2 separate regions of the Mus musculus genome follow, and region 2 is linked to region 1. A link is a loop called in an ENCODE intact Hi-C map of the cell type or tissue named here. Cell type or tissue: heart. All regions are shown on one strand.

Region 1 (2,500 bases):
TTTTCTTTCACTAAGAGCTTTTGCTATTTTATTAAACTAGGTTATTTATACATGGTTTTGGATTTGAACTCTGCTTTATTTCTTGGTATCTCCTTAAAACAACACCACGCTATCTCACTCTAATAATGAAATTGGGCAAAACTACCAATTCCAACCTGGATATCTGGCAGCACATTGCTCCAGTGTATTTCCTCAGGGTTACTTTGTACATTAAATCCTTTAATGGGTCTTCAGAGTCTTGCTTGTGAGTATCACTTATAGAAAGTGCTTTGCTTATGCAGTCAAAGCTAGTTAAGTAACTTGCTTATCTGCACATTTATTCTTCATTAGTATCAAATTCTCCTTTTGGGTATTGTCCTCCAATGTTATTTCACTTCATCTTAGAAGGCAAAGAAAGGAAAAAGATGGTTGTCTCGGAGCCCTCTCCACATTGAGCATGTAGTTTTAAAATCAGTGGCACTATTCCTGAAGATGCAGTACTATCCTCCTGAATATTCCTCCTGAATATTCCTGAAGATGCAGTACTATCCTCCGCCAGAGCGTCCGCCCTCCTCCCATGCAGAAGCCCAGCACCGTGATGCTCGCTGGAGCTCCTACCCAGTCAGGGTAGTCAGCGCGTCGGGGTCTCTTAGACATTTGATACCTTTTAGTGAAAATTAACTTTAGTTGGGTGCCTTTCTCAAGAGTGGACACAATATTTCAAACCATCTTTTGACGGTTTACAGTGTATTTATACTTAAGATCTATCAGGCCTATGCTAACCTAAATGTTAGTTGCCTTCTCATTTCGTTTTCCTAGTTAATGACGGGAAATTGTGTTTAACCCCAAATATTTTAATAAAAGTGAAATTTTAGAAAGAAAGAGTCAAATGCATTGCCTGGTGTTAGACTATAGATGTTTATAGAACAGCAAAGCAGTCTCATGGGGGCAGGATTCCTGAACAGATTTCATAGATACATGCATACTTCTTCCTTCATGGCTGTTCATTTAGAATCTTGTACTTTTTTCTTGCCTTTGCATAACAGTCACTGTCTTTGTCAGGGTTTCTATTGCTGCGAGCAAGTTGGGGAGGAAAGGCTTTATTCAGCTTACACTTCCACATTGCTGTTCATCACCAAAGGAGGTCAGGACAGGAACTCACACAGGGCAGGAACTTGGAGGCAGGAGCTGATGCAGAGGCCATGGAGGGGTGCTGCTTACTGGCTTGCTTCCCCTGGCTTGCTCATCCTGCCTTCTTGTAGAACCCAGGACCCAGGGATAGATAACACCACTCACAGTGGACTGGACCCTCTCCCCAATCCCCAATCACTAAGGGAAAATGCCTTACAGCTGGATCTCATACAGACTTTTTCTCAACTGAGGCTCCTTTCTCTATGATAACTCTAGCTTGTGTCAAGTTGACACATAAAACCAGCCAGTACAGTCACTATAAAATTATAAAGTCTCACGTGAACATGATATATTACTGGGTTGCAATGATTTGGTTGGCCAGCTGGTGTCACTGTGGCACAAGCAATGAAACTGTAACACCTGTTGAAGTTGGTATTTTGGTTTCTCAGTTTTATGAGGTCCCATTTATCAATTCTCGATCTTACAGCACAAGCCATTGCTGTTCTATTCAGGAATTTTTCCCCTGTACCCATATCTTCGAGGCTTTTCCCTACTTTCTCCTCTATAAGTTTCAGTGTCTCTGGTTTTATGTACAGATTGTGTTTTGTTCTGAGAGGCCATCCTCTGCATTCACATCTCTGTAGAGATTATAATGAACATGCTTAGACTAGAACTGCACCAGCACTGCAGTCCTTGCTCCTATATGCAACTCTAGAGATGAGCAAGGCAGGGAGCTTGCTATCACGGGCCTCCACCATCCTCAGCAAAGATGCTGTTATTTTCTAAGTAAAACAATTTTTGTTCTTTAAAGTTTAATCTTCACAGATATAAAGTTACTCTCTAGTTTTGAGCTGTATGTGATTTACAATGGATGCTATTAACAATTACTAAAGAGCAATTGGGTAAAGTGGTATAAATCTGCCAGTCCTTTGCTTATGGGCCAGAGGCCAGAGGCTCAGGGTCATTCTCAGCTACACAGTAAGTTCAAGGCTGACTGGACAACATGAGACTGTCCCCAAAACAACAGAAATAGAAAGCAAAATGAAATGTGATGGATGTTGTTGTCTCGTTTCTTAAATAGTAACTAGATGTTGGCAAGTTGTAGCTTGAGTTAAAGAGAAGCAAGCACAAGTTACACATGGTTGTGTCTTCTTGTTAGTTTAGCTGTGATTGTCAGGTTAGGGAAATTACTTCATTAGATATTGTGGAAATGGAACTTTTCCTGTGGAATGTCCAGAACAAAAGTACATAGATTAGGTGTTTCCCAGCTCTGAACTCCTTAGAAATTGCATACATATAGCAAACTATCAAAACTTCCTATTAACTTTAGGGAGTTATAATCCAGGATCATTAGGACTTAATTACAAAGCACTGTTTGAGTAGGAACATG
Region 2 (2,500 bases), 61 kb after region 1:
AAGGAAATCAAGTCAAAATAAACAAGATCTATCCTGAGGGGCCTCACACAAAGTTATAGGGATGGAAGGCCCAGATGGCAGGAGATGACGCAGGGTGCCCCTGCTTCATCGGACTGAAGGCCACATCTATGCACACATGACCCAAAGAAGGATAGCCACCGATGTGGAAAGCCTTAGGCTTGACCTGTTTGTACAGTAAACAGTTCCCGCAGCAGTTTCTCAGTGAATTTGGTGAAGTGGAGGTAGAAGTCTAAGCTTTGGGACATAGGTATCCAGTTACACTTCCCTAAGGTGGAAATCAAAATGGAAGGTTGGTGGGTGTCTCACGCATGGTAGGCAGCAGAAGGGCAGTGCAGACCACGTCACTCTAGAGTTAGTGTGGTGACACTGGGACTTGAACTTCCCAAGCCAGCCATGAGAGAAAGGAAAGAGGGAAGAGCGATAATGTGAGGGGAAGGTGGGTTGTCTTCCAGGCATTAAATCTGGACTTGTGTCACCATGAGACGGCTGTGGATCTGAGTCGCTGGCATAACTGACAACAATTGGCTCTCATTTTTCTGGGCCCCTTCCAAGGATGGAAACCCAAGGCCATGTGTATTCATTTTTACTGCTTTTCTTTCAAAAGGGCACCCGGATTCAAGTCAGAAGCGATCCCCATGGGATTATAATGGACAATAGATCAAGGGTTGTAAGAACCTTATGACTGCACTCAGGAAAAGAAGGGTCACCGGGGAGGGCCAGAGATGCAGAGGGAAGGCCTGTGGGCCAGAGCAGAAGCTGGAGATCAAAGGCCAGAGGAGGAGGATGGGCCACAGGGCTTGACTCCTCCAAATCGGCCTTTTTCTTCTTGGAAATCTCACAGTGTTGCCAAGGCTGGCTCTGGACCTGCTCGTCTCAGCCGTCTGGGACCACAGACTGGAGCAGAAAGGGACTAGTCTTTCAGGGCATGTGTCCTACAGTGTGAGCGATGGAGGGAGGGGACCAATCTCAGACTAAAGAAGGGGACAGGGGGCTGGCTTGGTGACCCATGCAGATCTCTGTGATTGGAGGGCAGCCTGGTCTGCAGAGTGAGTTTAAGGACATCTAGGCCTAGAGGGAGAGAGACAGATCATGTTCCAAAGCACCAAAAATAATAAACAATAAAATAAAAAGGGAAAGGCCATGCTCACACTGAATACTCAATACTCTTTTACCTGAGTACCGATCAATATTCATTTGAACTAACTTGTGCTCCCAGCCTGAGACCTGCCTTGATATTTTCAGTGTTTGTGGGTTGTGAACTATATTAATGGCCAAAGAACCAAGATATAGGCTGCCACAGTTTTGGGGTCTTGAATACTGGGCTGGTTTGGACTAGTACTTCTCTTTTCCTATGCAAGACCCGCAGAAGGAGGCGAGGAATGATGCCCAGGACTTGAGGACCTGGTGGAGTGTCTGGAAGTCCTTAGACCCCAGAGCTTGGGAAAGGAAAGCTCTGGTCGGTTATCTGGGCGCACCCAGAAAAGGGTAGGATGACTTCATTCCCGCAGAGGGCGCTTCCCCACCCCGGCAGCTGAGGTGCCAGCAGCCGGTTTGTCCAGAGTAAGTTTTCTTTGACTACTCACTTCGCTCTCTGCCTGGCGTCTTCGCAAGTCACTTTGAAAAAAAAAAAAAAATTTATGCGATTAGACTGACTTCCCTGTTTCCTTCAGTGAGTGGGCGGGCTCTTTCCCAGTTCCCAGACAGAGCCCCTTCATTCAGTTCTGCTAGGCTTTTTTTTTTTTCTTCTTCTTTAATAAAGCTCAAAAGTTTGTTACCATCATTGAGACAAAAGAAAATAAAGGAGAGGAAGGGGAAGGGAGGGAAGGGGAAAGAAAGGGTGGGAAAACAAGTGGGAGAAGAGACGTGCTCCACAGGGGATCAGACCTCTACACCGCTCTGGACCTCCTGAGAAGCGCTAAGCTCCAAAGAGAAGCTGTGGAGTGGAGCGGAGGTGTGTGAATGTGTGTGTGTGATATAAAGGTGCATGCGTGCCTACGAATGTGCGTGGGGTGTTCTTGCGTGTGCGCGGGATAGGGTGTCCAGGAGACTGCCGCAGAGGTTCCTTTTGTGGAAGGCGGTGACCTGCTCAGTAGCGACCGTGGCGCCTCCCACTTCGCTCCATTAGGACACCAAGGCTCATCTTTTCCCTGCAGCAATTTCCATCGTCCTCTGTGGTTGCCCGCCCAGCCCCGAGCTGGTCTTCAGGTGCCAGGAGCAGCGTGCTGGGCGGCGGCTTTCGAGTCTCGGGAGCCCGGAGCTGGCGAGGGCGAGCTCAGTGGCGGTGCTGTTCGGGTTGAAGGGGGAGCGAGGGAAGCAGCAGAGCAGGAAAGGGCGTGCTGTCCTTTGCGGCCGGCTGGAGGAGCAGCCGGGTAGGCAGCATTGTTACCTGCAGCGGCCCCGCCCCTCCGCACCGCCCTGCCCCCTCACCGTCCCCGGCCTGCAGTCCTGCGGAGAGACGGCGGCGCCGGGACAGCGGGCG

Evidence for each region. A loop is a pair of places that touch in the nucleus more often than their neighbours do. Peaks named below come from ENCODE experiments on the same cell type or tissue, not always from the same donor. Only the 100,000 strongest peaks of a DNase experiment are listed, where the experiment ranks them.
Region 2: it touches region 1 in a loop (4-fold over the local background); 3 of 42 quality-filtered maps call a loop at or near these places.

The regions. Positions count from the first base shown.
Region 1 is chr3:84,541,644-84,544,143 of GRCm38, reverse strand. All of the region lies in intron 2 of Arfip1 (ADP-ribosylation factor interacting protein 1), which reads left to right. Among named protein-coding and RNA genes, the nearest start is that of Gm35410, 40 kb to the left of the region's middle. In heart, a CTCF peak has its summit at 1,483 (motif pointing right); no DNase peak of the experiment used is centred here.
Region 2 is chr3:84,480,400-84,482,899 of GRCm38, reverse strand. It overlaps a transcript of Fhdc1 not described here. Among named protein-coding and RNA genes, the nearest start is that of Fhdc1, 2.2 kb to the right of the region's middle. In heart, CTCF peaks have their summits at 1,530 (motif pointing right) and 2,340; no DNase peak of the experiment used is centred here; H3K4me3 peaks cover 941 bases; H3K27ac peaks cover 557 bases; H3K27me3 peaks cover 1,143 bases.